Regions from separate parts of the Homo sapiens genome. Here region 1 is linked to region 2. A link is a loop called in an ENCODE intact Hi-C map of the cell type or tissue named here. Cell type or tissue: ovary. All regions are shown on one strand. Each heading gives the region's core, and the rest is flanking DNA. Links, peaks and the distances in the headings are about the cores only. Region 1 has its middle 230 kb from the start of GACAT3. Region 2 has its middle 37 kb from the start of LINC01804.

What was found. A loop is a pair of places that touch in the nucleus more often than their neighbours do. Peaks named below come from ENCODE experiments on the same cell type or tissue, not always from the same donor. Only the 100,000 strongest peaks of a DNase experiment are listed, where the experiment ranks them.
Region 1: a loop joins it to region 2, with 3 times the contacts of the local background. A loop is called at or near these places in 4 of 110 quality-filtered maps.

Annotation. Positions count from the first base shown.
Region 1 is chr2:16,275,931-16,284,258 of GRCh38, reverse strand. No RefSeq gene overlaps it. Among named protein-coding and RNA genes, the nearest start is that of GACAT3, 230 kb to the right of the region's middle. In ovary, for the core only: a CTCF peak has its summit at 2,215 (motif pointing right); a DNase peak (open chromatin) is centred at 3,927.
Region 2 is chr2:15,649,234-15,657,561 of GRCh38, reverse strand. No RefSeq gene overlaps it. Among named protein-coding and RNA genes, the nearest start is that of LINC01804, 37 kb to the left of the region's middle. In ovary, for the core only: no CTCF peak of the experiment used is centred there; a DNase peak (open chromatin) is centred at 3,502.

The DNA of each region.
Region 1 (8,328 bases), core at 319-8,318, 630 kb before region 2:
AACAAGAGTGAAACTTTGTCTAAAGAAAAAAAAAAGGTGTTAGAAGAACGATAGCTACAACTTGTATCTACTGAGCACCTGCAGAATGCAAAGGGCAGATGAGGCAGGTTCTGGGATGTGGGAGGAGAGGCAGAGGGGCCAGGCACTCCAAAGGAGAAGCTCCAGAGCCCATAGGGTAGAACCTCCCTATTTCCGGTGAGTCCCAGGCTCTGGAAGAATCAGTTGAGAGGCAACCTGGAAGTGCTTCCTTTCAAGGTGGTAAGGAAGGAGGTAGAATAATATGAGCAATTTCCCAAATTGACTTTGGCAACCCAGAATTTCGGTGGAGATGTCGGACGGTGACATCAATCTGCCCAAATTGCTTTTGAAGATGGAGGGCTCAGGATCTCATAACTCTTCTTTAACTGTTAAGGAACTAATTAAATCTGTAGCATCTCTGTTAACTGAGTTTTATTATGTTAATTTCACTGCTGGACAAGCTAAGTCAAGCACCGGTAGACTGCACTGTGGGCTTCTGGCTCCTGACGAAAGGCGCTAATGATATCTTCAATGAACACAGTGCCTGTACCCACAGAATCCCAAGTGATTTACCAACAGTTTCCTGCCAATTCCCACAAGGCTGAGGCCTGGCGGCTGAGTATCACCCTGCCGGCCTCGTTCGATGAAACCCTTCTAATTCAGAGCATACGCACACAGGTGTGTCTGTGCAGGTACACACATTTGCCTTGTGGCATAGAACAAACACGGACCACCCGACTAGGTGAAGGTTAAAAAAATGTACAATTTGGAATGTGTTTACATTTTTCTTTTGATTGCTGATAATTCCTTCCTTTTAGCTGATATATGGGCCTTAATTAGTGGCTCTCTGTATGGGATCACAGCCATCCCATTGGTTCTGTCTACCTTCCCTGCACTTCCCCAGCCTGCTCCAGGCCCAGGCACCTGTATGTGTGCTCACCCACCCCATCCACAGCAGCAAAGTTTCACTGCAGCCTTGGACATCCTTCCAACAACCCTGCAAGCATGCAGAGCTCATGGGGTTGGGATGGCATGGGGCACCTGCACATCTTGGCCCTGTCCCACTCCAATGCATGATGCTGCCCAAACTGACAAACTCATTAGGAGCAAGACAAGTTACTTGGCTTATCAGGGAAGAGGCAGAGTGTGAATGAAAACCCCTATCATTTAACTCCTAGTGTTCTAGAATAATGGGATAGAATGAAGCTCAGAAATCTTGAAACTCTTCATTTCTACCCTCTCCTTGCGAAAGAAGAAACTATGCTTGGAAGATAAAAGACACTCAGTTGCTGAAGAACACCTAGAGCAGTGCATTCATAATTTGGAATCTGGTCTCCTATCTGCCAGGTCAGAGTTCCTACAGCAAACATTCCCAAGTCAATACAATGTGTACTTCCAGAAATTTAAAGCCACACAAGGCCTGGCCTGTTTGGGGACAGTTGGGTTTCTCCAGGATAGAGACAAGCCTAAACTCTGTCCTCCTAGGTAGTGAGCTGACAGGTCCTGGTAGAAGATCCCCCGCAGCCCTCCATCCTCTCTATCCCCACAGCTGAACCCTCAGACCGTCATGAGTGTTGGGCAGATGAGAGCAACTTTGAGAAATCTGCTCAGGAGCCATGACCCATAGAGACAAAGACACATGCTCAGGGAGGCCCTCCACATTTCTCTCATGGGGGAAAAAGCCCTAAACACACCCCTTCTTTTTCTTGCTTTCTTTTCCACACAAAATAAAGCCCCCCCCCAAAAAAAAATCCAAAAACTCTAAGAGCCTCTGAAACTTGGCTGCCCATACATTTTTCTGAAGCCTGCTTCTTCACCTCAAAACAAAAGCAAAAGGGAAAGAAAAACCAGGCCGAGGACCTTGTCTACTTCTGCCCTTGCTTCCTGATGGAGCAAATCCCTCATGAATTATGCACTTTCAGCTGCTGCCACCCCAGGCCATCCAGGCTCTGCCAAGGTAGCCAGCTCCTCCCCGGCTCCTGGTGTGATCTCAGCCCCAGGAAGGGCATCGGCACTGTCTTGATGGAAGAATGCCGGGTCCAGCTGCAACTCACCACTGACCCTCCCAGGTGAGCTCTGCAGAGAGATGCCCACAGCCAGGTGTCTGTGCCTGGTCATCGGTTTTCAGCCTAGTTTCTGGAGGAAGAGAGGAACCAAGAATCAGACAGGAGCTAGAGTGGGAGGCGGGGGAAGGAGTAAACCAATCACCAGAAGGTGGTGCTATACTTTAAGACAGACTAGCCAGAAGGGGAGAAGCCTCCGTGAGAAAGATTATAACATTTCAGAGAGGGAGGGTGTCTAAAGATAAAATACAGAGCACTGCAATGCTATGCAATGAAACGAAATGACGTCAGAGCTGAAAAGACTCTAAAATATCATTCTAGAATAATCTCATATCACTGGTGGGAAAACTGAGGCCCAGAGAGACACAGAGGTTTGCCCACCATTGTACAGACCAGAGGAAAAACTCGGTCTGTCGCCTCTTTAGGTTCTCCAAAGGCTGCCTGCTTTTTGGCAAAGCCGAGATTAGAGAATAAAACACGAGGATTGGCTCACAGTAGAGAAACATCAGGTTCAGGAATTGATGCTCCAGTGAGGCAGAAGGAGCCACAGTCCCTTCCCGGGAACAATCCACGGAGGCCTCCCAGAGCAAAGCCGAAACTACCAAAGAGTCAATCCAGTGTCCATCGCCTTGGCAGCATCACTGCTCAGCCTCATGAGTCTCCACAGGATGGCCAAATTAAAACTGCGGGCTATGGCCGGGCGCGGTGGCTCATGCCTGTAATCCCAGCACTTTGGGAGGCTGAGGCGGGTGGATCACGAGGTCAGGAGTTTGAGACCAGCCTGGCCAACATGGTGAAACCCCATCTCTACTTTAAAAATATACAAAAATTAGCTGGGCATGGTGGCACGCACCTGTAGTCCCAGCTGCTCAGGAGGCTGAGGCAGGAGAATCGCTTGAATCTGGGAGGCGGAGGTTGCAGTGAGCAGAGATCACACCACTGCACTCCAGCCTGGGAGACAGAGTAAGACTCTGTCTCAAAAACAAACAAACAAACAAAAAAAAAAAAAAACAAAGCAAAACAAAAACAACCATGGGCTTCACCACTTGCTAGCTGTGGGTATTCCTGTAACATCTCTGAGCCTTGACATCTCCATCAGTAAAATGGCATAAAAATATCTCCCTCTCAGAATCACTTCTGAGAATTAAAGACCCTTGTGCAAAGTGTCTAGCACAATCCTGGCATATGGTAAGTTCCCATGGCAGAACTTTCCCTACCCTTTTTGACTGTGCAAGGAGAAGCCTTCTCCTAAGTATCATGCATGTGGTCTGGAAATGCCAAGTGCTCTGCAGGTGGAAGAACCTGACCTTATGACATGGCTCATCACCAAGGACCCCAATCATAGAAGTTAAAGGATGGGTTGCAGGAGGAGGAGTAAGTATAGGGGCAGAGTTCATCCCACAGAGTCAATGGGGAGAAACTGACATCACTCTCAGGCCTTCCTGCCTGTGAAAAGCTCAGTTGCAAAGAACAAATTCCCTGGCAGAACCACTGAATGCCTACAGACACCTGCACGCACACACAACTAACATACACATGCCCAGATCGGCAAGGAGGGCGTGATATGGTTGCCTAAGTGCTGGGTCAGGAGACCCCAGCTTTCATGGTGGGCTCAGATCCAGCAGGAAACCACACTGTGAACGCCTTCCCACATTCTTTTCAATCACTGACTCTCACTCAGGGTCTGCAGGAGCCAGAAAGCATTATCACCATCCCCTCCATAGACAATAGGCCCAAGCCCTCGAAGGGCTTCCTCAGGACCACATAGCAAGGCAGCCCACTGAGCAGGTGAGTCTGCTGGGAAGTGGACAAGGCCCAGGCCCCGCCTCACTTATCTTCTTGGTTTCTCTTCTCGCCTCCCCATGAGAGGCCTGAGCCTCAGTTCCCTGGCTGAGAGGTGAGAGGGTAAGAGAGGGTGGAAGAACATACCCTGCTTGAGGTTGCAGCCACTCCATGGCCCCCTGGCTGCTGGACCAGTCCAGCCAGTCCCTTGACCTCTGTCTAGGGGAAATAGCCCCAGAATCCCTAAGGGGCCACTAATTTAGAACACATTTTACAGAGACTGAACTTTTGGGGCCATCTTTTAGAACAGCAGTGATGAAGAGACAGATATTACCTACAAGGGTGGGGGGAAACTGACTCCCATCCCTTCACATCCAATACTCAACTATTCATTCATGGGTTTCTGTGCCTCTACCCACACCTGTGCCAGGAATGCTCGCTGAGTGCTCCCTGTCATTACAACTTGCTGATAATGCTGCACCCTCATTCAACATCCAGCCTGGCTCCTATTATGCAGTCAGAGAAATGATCCCTGAGGAGGAGTCTGTCATGTACATCTGTGCTGCTGCAACACGTCACTCACAGTGGGCTGTTTATGGGGGTCATGAAGGGTACAGATGCTGGACTGCTGGGCTCCCACTCTGATTCACCACCTGCTAGCTCGCGTAGCCATAGGCAAGCAATTTCATCCTCCAGGACTTCTGCTTCCTCCATGATTAATTGAGGATAATGGTGGTCTACTTTACAACCCATGTAACATACTGATAGTAGCTAGTTTGTAGCACCTAATAAATTTTAACGAAGATTATCGGTGTTTCTTGTATGCATTCATTTGACATTTGTAGTTTGCCTACTATGTGCAGAAGCCATTGAGATCCTTCAACCTCAGGAACAAGAGCTGTGGCTTCCACACTGGAGGACTGAGGAGGAAACAAGACAGGCCAGTGTAGACACTAAGCAAAGGTGACCCGCTCCTTCTCCCTTATCCCTGTCAGAATGCTTCTCAGACTTTCAGTGCTCCACATATGGGGAACATTTGTGAGGTCATCGTAGTTTGTCCTTGGCATTCTCCAGACTCTCCTCTCTGTGCCAACTGCTTCCTCTATTCCCGAAGACACAGAGTCCTCCTGAACCTGCCGTGACCAATCTTGTTCTTTGTTCTAGAAAGAATTCTCTTTTATTTCTATCTTGATTTTTTGGGGAAAAAAAAAAAAAAGGTCTGCCTCAGCTTCCCAAAGTGCTGGGATTATAGGTATGGGTGTGAGCCACCGCACCCAGCTGAATTCTCCTCTTGATTCATGCTTTCAAAAACCCTTAGAGTGTCCCCACTGCATGACAATAGCATGGTAGGTTTTGGAGAAGAAATAGAGATGGCTGACACAGGATCCCTGCCCTTGCCCTTGAAAAGCCAACATCTTACTATACGTTCTTTTTTTTTTTTTTTTTTTTTTTTTTTTTTTGAGATGGACCTCACTCTGTCTCCAGGCTGGAGTGCAGTGGCATTATCTCAGCTCATTGCAACCTCCGCCTCCTGGGTTCAAGTGATTCTCATGCCTCAGCCTCCCGAGTAACTGGTATTACAGGCATGCGCCACCATGCCCGGCTAATTTTTGTATTTTTAGTAGAGACAGAGTTTCACTATGTTGAGCAGGCTGGTCTTGAACTCCTGACCTCAACTGATCCACCCACCTTGGCCTCTCAAAGTGCTGGGATTACAGGTGTGAGCCACTGTGCCTGGCCCTGCTATACATCCTTTTTTCTCAAAAGGTATTTATTGGACACTTACTAGGTGTCAGGCACATGCATAGTTGTGAACAAGATGGACCGAGTGTCTTTCCTGCTGAAGCTTGCAATCAAGTGGGGAACAATCTGTAAGCAAAGCATGCAATTGTAGTGAGACCAGAATGCAGGGCTTCATGGGAGTGCACAGGAGACAACAGAAAATAATGACAACGGGAGATTAAAGTTGAGGAGAAGGGAGGATGGAGGCTGCTGGAACACGTAGCAAGAGGCCAGCTCTTGTTGAGGCCAGGGCTCAGGAAAGCTTCAGAGATAAAAGAAACAACAAAGCATCGGTGTCGAAATCACAGATCCTAGAATCAGGCATCTGGCTTCAAATACCAGGTTGGACACTCACCTGGCTGATAGAGTTAACTTGGGCAAGGATTCGACCTTTCTAAGCCTCTGTTTTCACATCTGCTAAAATGGGAATAACACCAGTCCTTAAAGTACAGCACTGAGGTGGGGACTGGAGGAGCTGATCCATGGGGAATAAGCAGCACTATGCCTGTTGACACATAGATGGGCTCGATTTGAGTTTGTCCTTGTTGCTCTCACTGAGTGAGATGTGAGCTGGAATTAGGGATTGCCTCGAGGTGATTATGGAGAAAAGCATCTTGTGCTCTGCCCTGAGTGGAGGCCCTGGACATGGACAAGTCATTTCCTTTCCCTGGGCCTTAATTTTCCCATCTATGAAAAAAATGGGTCTGACGACTTATCACTGAGTTTTCTTTCCACTGTAAAATGCTATGACGGGGCCAGACATGATGGCTCATGCCTGTAATCCAGCACTTTGGAAGGCCAAGGTGGGCAGATCACTTGAGGTCAGGAGTTTGAGACCAGCCTGGCCAACATGGTGAAACCCCGTCTCTACTAAAAATACAAGTTAGCTGAGCATAGTGGTGGGGGCCTGTAATCCCAGCTACTCGGGAGGCTGAGGCAGAAGAATCACTTGAACTCAGGAAGCAGAGGCTTCAGTGAGCCGAAATCACACCACAGCACTCCAGCCTGGGGGACAGAGCAAGACTCCGTCTCAAAAAAAAAAAAAAAAAAGAAAAAGAAATGCTATGACTGTTTTGCTCTGACCTTTTGAAGTCTATGACCACACAGAATAATCACCCTTTTACATAGCATCTTAATACCTATGTTCAGGCAGACCATGGACAAAACCACATCCTTGGTAATGGCAAGGATGCCAATGTAAAGATGTGACGCAACTTGGAGGTGGTGCTGTATTCTGCATAAGCCAGTCCCCGATGCTGGTGAACTCTCCTGTCTATTTATGTTCAGTCTCAGTCTGAATCTTCACAGCCAACTCATTCACCACTACCACTACAGGTGCCCAAGAGAAGTGAAGACAGACTGTCATAACATGTATTCTGATTCAAGAGGCATGTGGTTTCAATATGCCCCATTGTGTTCATGACATTGTGGCTGATACTTTATTGTCTGCCTTTCAACAGAATCCTTTCTCTAGAGTTTGAGCCAAGTGGCCAAAACCACACAAATTCGACTGGATGTTGAATTTTTGCCCTCTGGCTTCTGCATGGTTTTAGGAAAAGGCTTTTCTTTTGTTTTCTATCTTGTTAAATAGCATCAATATCTACCTAAGACAGAACCTGGGAGTCATTCTAGACTTCTGGTCCTCACGTTCAATAGTTAGGCAATAACCTAACACAAGAAACTCTACCTCCACATCATCTTTCAGATGAGTCTAGTGAGTTTTAGCCTCATTGCTACATCCTGGCTGAGACACTCATCATGTCCTTGCTCAGATTTTTGCAATAAAGTTGATTTACTATTCTCCACTGACTCCAGTGTCTCTCCCTTTTCAGGCAAGAACTTCCTAAAATGTGTGTGAATGACCATTTCCCTCCACTACCTAACACTTTTCATTTATATTTTTTATTTTTTTTATGAGATGGAGTCTCACTCTGTCTCCCAGGCTGGAGTGCAGTGGCATGATCTCGGCTCACTGCAACCTCTGCCTCCTGGGTTCAAGTGAGTCTCCTGCCTCAGCCTCCCGAGTACCTGGGATTACAGGCGTGCACCAAAATATAAATATTTTTTGTATTTTTAGTAGAGATGAGGTTTTGCCATGTTGGCCAGGCTGGTCTTGAACTCTTGACCTCAAGTGATCTGCCCACCTCAGCCTCCCAAAGTGCTGGGATTATAGGCGTGAGCCACCGCACCCAGCCCTAACACTTTTCAACTAGCTCCCCATGCCCTACACCAGTGGTTTCCAAACTGGAGCGTGCATCAGAGCCATGTGGAGGACTGGTTAAAACACAGATTGGTGAGCCTTACACCCAGAGTTTCTGACTCAGTCAGTCTAGGACGGGGTCTGGAAGTTTGCATTTGTAACAAGTTGCTGGGTGATGCTGATACTGCTTTTCCAGGGACCACCCTTTAAGGACTACTGCACTACTCTACAAGACATAAACCCCTTGGCCTGGTGTGCAAGATTCTTGACAATCTGTACCCAGTAGAATTTTTTTTATGTTATTTTAAGTTATGTCACGCACTTATGCATCTAATATCTGTGGCTAACAAAGCCAAAACTCCGTGTAGAACAGAGACTTTCTAGTTTGAGCAGAGAATCTAGACTGTAGCTGTAAAGCTCACACCCTTACGAGGCAAGTGGCAGAGATCAGGCAGAATTCAACGGGCAGCCCAGGACTCATCC
Region 2 (8,328 bases), core at 91-8,090:
CCATGCCCAGCTAAGTTTTTGTATTTTTAGTAGAGATGGGGTTTCTCCATGTTAAACAGGATGGTGACGATCTCCGGTCCTCATGATCTGCCCACCTTGGCCTCCCAAAGCGCTGGGCGGGATTATAGGGGTGAGCCACCGCGCCCAGCCAGGATTTCTTTTTAATCCCTAATTTTCTTCAGTATGAACTTTGCTTCATTTTGTTTATATAGAATAATGTAATAACACAGTCCCAGGGTGGGGAGGTACAGTTGCCAACAACTGGGACAAAACAGGAGCAATCTGGGCCCTGAGAGGTTTTGCCCAAATAATAGACAAGCACTGTCCACTAGAGCTCCCTGAGACAATAGCAAAGTCCCATCCTGAACTATAATTTAGTAGCTCCTAACAGCATGTGGCGACCAAGCATTTCAAATGTGGCCAGTACCACGAAAGGACAGACATTTTAATTTTTAATATACATTTAAATTTAAATAGCCACATATGTCTAGTGGCTACTGTACAGGACAGGGCAGAAGACATCCGTGACCAAGTGGGCCTTCCTTACCACGGCCGTGTCTTCTGCCAGAACAAGAAGCCTAAGGTAAATCTACATTTCACGAAGCCAGTCATTCGGAGCTTGCTTTCGGGGTGGGGGCTGAGGCAGAATTCACCCTTTCCCGGTGCTGTGTGTGTGTTTATTAATTGTCTACATGATTGCCTTTGTAAAGGGAACTACCTCTCTGAAACCAGAATTAGGAGGTCTGAATTTGAAGCCATTTATTAGGCTCAAATTTATGTGGTGTGAAATCTGTTAGATCATTTGCTCATCAGTAGGCTGTCTAGAAAAAAGGCCCTTCTACAAAGGATTTTCAGGGTGAGGGTCAGCAGTATAATCAGAAACATACCAAGCCTGGCCTCCAGCAAAAGAGTGTGTGCCTTCAAGTAAATTTTTCGTTTGCGAAGTGGCCTTTTGAAGACCTTGCTATTGGTAACATTTCCTCTCTTATTACAAAAAAAAAAAGTGCAATTATTTTTCGCTATTGTTCAACTTAAAAACCAAAAAGCAGAAGCCTCCAGTAGTTAATATTTGAAATTATAGAGTACACGAGACTGTCACCCTGGAAGGAAACCTTCAAACTAGATAGGCAGATGGGATGCAGTAAGAGGGTTTGAATCCAATCTGGACAAATGGTACAATAGGACTGACCAACCAACCCCACAGTCAGAGGCATAGCTGATATTCGTCGCAGTTTATAAGAGGAAACAGTCGGTCATGGTTTGGAGATCAGCTCATTCATTCAACAAACACTGACCGTGGGCTCTCCTGCCCTGAGCTGGGATCTAGGGAAGTAAAGATGAAGAGGTAGCTGCAGGCCTCAGGGGACTCACAGTTCCAGGGGAGGTCCCAGGGTAAACCAGCGGCATGCCATCCCAACAGCGGGCATTGCTTCCGAAACTCTGCTGATGGTAAGAATCATCTGAGGTGCATTTTGAAATGCAGATTTCCAGGCCCTTCCCCCAGAATATTCTGATTTCACAGGTCAGTGGTAGGCCCTGAGAATAGGTATTTTTATATAATACCCTTAGAAGATTTTTATTAAAAGGCAATTTAGAGAAGGTAAACATAGTGAACGTATCATCTTTCCATCCATAGTTCCTCCTCCTCACCCCAATCACTCCACTAAGACTGAGGAGGCACCCTAGTCTCTCTCCCTCCCTTTATTCACATCACTAAAGCCAGCTGATTATATCTCCTAAATATTCCTTGAATTCCTCCCTCATGACCTGACACCTGGGCTATTGCAACAGTCCCTAATTTCTCTCCCCAGAGTCTAGTCTTCCCTCTCTGAGTTCATTCTCTGTAGAGTTGTCAGTGTGCACTTCACAGACCATAAGGTTGACATGTCTCATTCATGCTTAAAACAACTTTGCGGCTTCCACTGCCTGAGAAGCGAGGCATCCACGGACTTTGGTGGCCCGGCCCCTACCCTCCTCCCTAACTCACCTCCACGTCTCATGTCTTGGGTGTGGGTCTTACTGCTTCACCTTCAAGACTCACTGCCAATGCGGTTTCCATGAAGCCTTCCCAAATCCTGCCAGATTATGCCAGAGCAAAAGCCCAAAGAAGGAGAAGTATGACTTGAGACTAAAGACAAGCAAATGTTCCAGGGTGGCCAGAGTGTAGGGATGGGGATGGTCACAGTGGGACATAACAATGGAAATAAAGGAAATCTGAGGCATAAGAGCATCAAAGTCAGGTTGAGGAGGTTGGGTTTTATTTTGTGGAAATGAGGATGAAATCTGAATAAGAGGAGCTTCACCTCAAGGGAGAGGAGTAGACAGTCCTAGGCGGCATCTTGGTGTTACTGTCTGCTTATTTGGTTTTGACTTCTATTTTGGAAAATGTAAGGAATATCCCAGAGTAGACAAAATGAGATAATGAAACCTCACAAACATTGCTTTATGAGGAATTAGCTGGATCTGAAACATTCTGTTCACTCATGAGGACACAGGGGCTCCGGACGATCTATCCTGGCACTGACGATGCCTGGGCAGCTCTGGCCCTTCCCTCGGGTCTAACCATGCCCGGCTCACCCTTTCTTCCTGGGGATTCTGCTTGCCTCAGGAATCACTGCCCAAGGAGAAAGGGGAGGAACACACCTCGCCCTAGTGTGGGGCTCCTGACTCCATAGGAGGCTCCTGGCCACATTGGCAAGCCCCAAATGGGCACCCGTTCCTTCCATGCCATCATTTAGAGTGTTAAGTTCCAGCAGAGTTATGTGCAGAGAGCACAAAAACTGGGCATTTCAGTGGAGTTAGAGGCCCGGATGCGCTGGAGAGAGGAGGCTCACTGGGAACTGAAGGCCTCAAGTTCACGCCCCAGGGCTTGAAGGCATGGGCGGCCACTGCAGGGCTTGCACACGGGAGTGAGCAACGGGGCACCCTGCGGCTGAGTGGAGGGAGACCAGCCAGGCGGCTTGAGGACAGTGCCCGTGAGAAGTGGTGTCACTCACGCCAGCGTCGTGGCTGAGGGCAGGGGGAGAGGGCCTGAGTGGAGGGAGACCAGCCAGGGGGCTTGACGACAGTGCATGTGAGAAGTGATGTCACTTACGCCAGTGTCGCAGCCGAGGGCAGGCGGAGAGGGCCTGAGTGGAGAAGGGGTTTGAAGATGAACCCCCAGGGCCTCCCTTGGTGATGGCAGCCAAGGGGGATGTCAGAGTCAGCAACCGCTCCTCCCATAAAACCTTTTCCCTTGCGACAACTCCATTAATGCTAACCACCTGGCACCTGCCATTTGGTGGCCTGATATTGGCCAGGCCTCCTCAGGCACCTTTCATGGGACATTCCTCCCTCCTCGGCTTTCACAGGATAGCGGGATCCTGCCCATGGCGCTGGGAGATGAGAAGCAGGCCCCGGATTGAGGAGGGGTCCGCTGGAGACAGAGGCTTCCCTGGGGGCAGGGCCCAGGGCTTCAGTTCCCACCAAGCTCAGGGGCTCAGGCTGCAGGGGCAGTGCCGGGAGGTGTGAAGGCCACAGAAGGGGCCGGGGCGCCCAAGGCTTTGGGTTTATCTGCGCAGTCGCCTCCATGTGGGAGCCCAGAGAAGGCTGCAACTCCTGGCCGCCCAATCTGCAGCCACAGGTGCTTCACCAAAGGGCTGGAGAAGGTGCAGGGCCAGTACCACCTTCTGCTCATGCTATCAGAGGGGCCCAGCACAGGCACTGAGGCTGTCGGCTGTGAGGGGCACCATCTCCTTTCGAGGACACGCTTCACCTCTGCAGAGCATTTTTACAAAACTATATGGTCTCCAGTGTCTCAAAACAAGTAGGGAAGTGAAGAGGGAACTGGCGTCAGGCGGTGCCAGGTTCATGTCCTGACGCTGGCCAAGTGCTCCTGGCTTAAGATGGGACCTCTCTAATTCCTCAAAGGGCAGAGATGATAATACCCATTTTGCTGAAGGTTATGACGTTTAAATGAGGTACAAGTTGTAAAACATTTTGCAGAGGGCTACAGTGGGGAAGGGAGCTAGCACCTTCTAGTGTCAACCAGACACCACGGTTTCACACGCTACCTGTTTCGTCTCCCAACAACAGTGCGAGGTTGTTTTTCTCATCCCTATGCTATCAATGAAGAACCACTCAGGGTTAAATGACTTGCCTCACATCACCCAGGCAGGAAGTGGCTGGAGGTTTTGAATCTGGGATCGGCTTGCTCTACACCATTTCACAAAGGTGAGCATGTTAATTACTACAGGGACCCCAGTCCTGGGTTTGGCCGCAGAAGAATCCTAAGTGAAGAGGTGAGGCCTGTGAGGCCTCGGTGGACCTGGGTTCCCAGGGTGTGCTAGGCCCCCACCCACAGGGCAGCAGGGAGGCTTGGAGGGGGGTATTGGGTGTCTGTGGGAATCTTTGAGTTCACCGGTCACTTGGAACTGCTGCTCTTTGAGGGGTGATTTACATCTCTCTCTGCTGGGCCGTTTGATCTCCAGCCTGAGGGCTGAGTGCATTAGTGCGTCCATCCCTCCCCCACCCACAGGGGTCCCATTACCAGCCCATGGCTAGCATGGCCTGACTGGGCTGGACCTTGGGACAGAGCCTGACTTATGGCTGTATTGGGCAGCCAGAGGGCCCGAGTTGGGAGGAGGAAGGATGCTCATCAGTATTATTTCCAAGGAGGCAGAGCAGTGGAGCCGAAAGAACATGAGCTCTGAGTCACAGGTGTCAAAGTTCGAATCCCAGGCCCATGATATGGACCAGCTGTGAGACTCTGGGACATTTTATGTAACTTCTCTGATTGGTTTCCTGATTGGTAAAGCAGAGGTGGTATAGCCTACCTCGAAGAGATTTTGGGGCGATAAAAGCAGATAATGAGTCCAGAGCTCCTGGGGTAGAAAGAGCACTCGATAAAAGGTGCCTAGAATTTTTGTTAGTCAGGAAAACTGGCCTGTGACAAAGCCCAATCCCTAAACATCAGCCTGTGCTTCAGGTTTGCGCTGTTTAAACGAAATGGGGCTTCAGGGGCTTTTCTTCCAGGTGGCGACCTGTGAGTCCCGGTGCTGAGAACTTCACCAGCCAGCCAGGATGGGAGGAGGGGCTGCAGGGAGAGACCATGGCGGGGCCTGGAGAACTCCTGGTTCCAAGTCTGTCTCCCAGCTGCTGCACAAAGTAACCATCTGAGCCGAGGCACAGAGGCAGGAAGGTGGACAAGGCAGGACAGAAGAGGACTCAGATGGAGCGCCTCAAACCTCAGGCTGGAGGGAGACTCTTCTGATCTGAGCACTGGTCTCCCTCTGCGAGAGTTCTCAACAATCAGCATTTATTTAATATCCCCGTGAGTGATTTACAGGAGCACAACTTCACCAAGGAAAGCTGGAAAACTGGCAGGAAAACCGCCTGGGAAGTTAGTACTTGTTTTATTTTATTTTTTTAAAAAAGGAAAAAAAAGGCTGGGCGCGGTGGCTCACACCTGTAATCCCAGCACTTTGGGAGGCCGAGGCAGGCAGATCACAAGGTCAGGAGATCGAGACCATCCTTGCTAACATGGTGAAACCCCGTCTCTACTAAAAATACAAAAAAATTAGCCAGGCGTGGTGGTGGGCGCCTGTAGTCCCAACTACTCAGGAGGCTGAGGCAGGAGAATGGCGTGAACCTGGGAGGCAGAGCTTGCAGTGAGCTAAGATCACGCCCGTGCCACTGCACTCCAGCCTGGGCGACACAGCAAGACTCTGTCTCAAAAAAAAAAAAAAAAAAATGGAAAAAAGGCTGAACGCAGTGGTTCACACCTGTAATCCCAACACTGTGGGAGGTCGAGGCAAGCGGATCACCTGAGGTCAGGAATTCAAGACCAGCCTGGGAAACATAGTGAAACCCTGTCTCTACTAAAAGTACAAAAAAATTAGCTGTGTGTGGTGGCACGCGTCTGTAGTCCCAGCTACTGAGGAGGCTGAGGCTGGGGAATCGCTTGAACTTGGGAGGCTGAGGTTGCAGTGAGCTATCATGCCACTGCCCTCCAGCTTGGGCAACAGAGCGAGACTTCATCTCAAAGAAAAGGAAAAAAGCAAAGGCATAATAGCTCTGGCAAAGTAGGTACCATGAAACTACCACAAACAATCAAATCAGGGCCCACTGAATTGGATGAGAGAGAATGGGGCCCTTCTACCCATTTGGCGAACATTAAAAGACACCCCTCTCTGCGGGAGGAACCTGCTCCTACGTGCACCTCCTTGGCCAGGCACTGGGACAGGGCACACAGCACAGGAGAGCACATCAGCCCTGAGTCGACTCCCTGTTGCACTCGTTCACAGCCAGGCATGTGTCGAAACCTGAGCTGGCCCTCAACTCCCTCTTACCAGATGGGACGGGGCTGGAGCATCCCTCCTGGCCCTTGCAGGAGGGATGGTCCAGCTCTCTGTGCTTTCCCATGAGTTGCTGATGTCTCTATGTCCCCTTCTATGTGGCAAGTCCTTGGAGATGACAGAGTGAAGAGAAGGACCCAGCCCTGCCGTCAAGGACTAGCAGAGTGGCCTGCACAAGGACAGTGCTTGGTGAGGACAGAAGTGAATGGGGAACCAAGCCTGGAGAGACAGAGCTAAAATATAAAGAAGAGAGAGAGAATAGCACGAGAGAGGTGAATTCGCCTCCTACATGGGCACAAGAAGGTGACACCATGCTCCAAGGGGCAGGATGGAAAGAGAGAGGCTGCGGTGACCTGCAGGAAACTGCCAGGTATGGCTCTGCAGCCACTGCTCAGGGCCCACAAGTGCCGGCATCTCCCAGGAAAGATGAGGTGTTCACCTAAAAGTCAGGTGGTCAGAAACTGGGGTGGGGGTTAGGAGAACCACTGTTCTTCATGAGTTGAAAACAAAACATTGAGAAGAAGGACAGAATCAGAGCTGCGGAGATCCTGATGCACTGGAACTAGCAAGGTAATTTTTCCCGGGGCAAGCACAGATTTCAGAAGAAGACAATTGTTGTTCAAGAGCAGGATAGCCTAATAGCTGGGGAGGGGGAGTACTTGGAAGGGGGTCAGCTGAGCTTCTCTTAAGCCTTGGCAGCTGCCCATACTTAGAGCCACTGAAGGCTGCATTAATAGAAGGAGAACATCCAGGTGTGGGAAGGTGAGGCCCCTGCTCCATCCCACAGCAGCCAGACCCTACTTACTGCTTAAAGCATTGGGTTGGTCCTGGCTTCCACCTTTTATCCATTTGAATATAATCAAAGAATAGTGACCAAGAGGATGAAAGGTTTTAAGTCATGCTAAAGGGGCAGAGTTGAAGGGGTGCTGGTTTTTTTGGTCTGGAGAAGAGAAGCCCAGATGGACGTATTTCTGAAGGACTTCATGGAGCACTGAGAGACTTATCTGATCTGCGGGGTGGGGGATGAGGCACCATGGAGAAAGACAGGAGTCCCTGGTGTTAGAGTCAGCCCAGCTGTGGAATCACGGCCTCAGACAAAGTGAGCCTCTCATCCCTGGAAGTGTGCACTCAGGAGGAGCCTGCACCGCCTGGAGGCTGGAGGGGTTATGCTGCTTGGGGTCCAGGGTTCACACCCTCGTTTTTCTTCTGGATCTGTGAGATTCCACGGTTATGTGAACTGGGCCAGTCGTGCAGTCATATGTGGCAGCAGCACAAGATGAGCCTCTCCAGATCAGGAAAACATCGGCTGCCAGGGTCTCCCTGGGGACAACACAGACTGTGCACGTCGGGTAAATCCAAGGTGCTGATCCTCCGATTTCCACCAGTGATGATGTCACTGTGGAAACATGAGCATTCCGGCCCACACCTTTCCAGGTCACTGAGCTGTCCCTGCAGCAGGAAGAAGCATTTCCTGGCCCTGGTCTCCTCTCAGGGGTCCCCGGCCGAGTATCCTGTTTCTGCTCTGCCAGGGCATCCTGTGGTGGTCCCCGGGGCTGCTGGAGCCTGGCAGGGGGCTGCTCAGTTTCTGAACCCTGGTGCTGGCCACAGAAACAGTGGTGCTTGGATCAGCTGGGGAGCCAGGGAGATGGGAGCACAGCACTGAGGACAACCTGGGGTGCAGCGCTTCTGGAAACAGGAGGAAGTGCAGCCCACACTCCAAAGATGAGCAGGGCACAGGAGGTGGTGTGGGATTCCAGAGAAGGTCACCTGCCCTCTTGTCACCGCCCTCATTTCTCCTCAGCTACTTCTTTTATAAAAGCCCCCAACCCCTTTTTTGAGACAGGGTCTCGCTCTGTTGCCCAGGCTGGAGCACAATGGTGCCATCTCAGCTCACAGCAACCTCTGCCACCGGGGTTTAAGCAATCCTCCCACCTCAGCCTCCCGGGTAGCTGGGACTACAGGTGCATGCCACCGTGCCCGGCTAAAAAGCCCT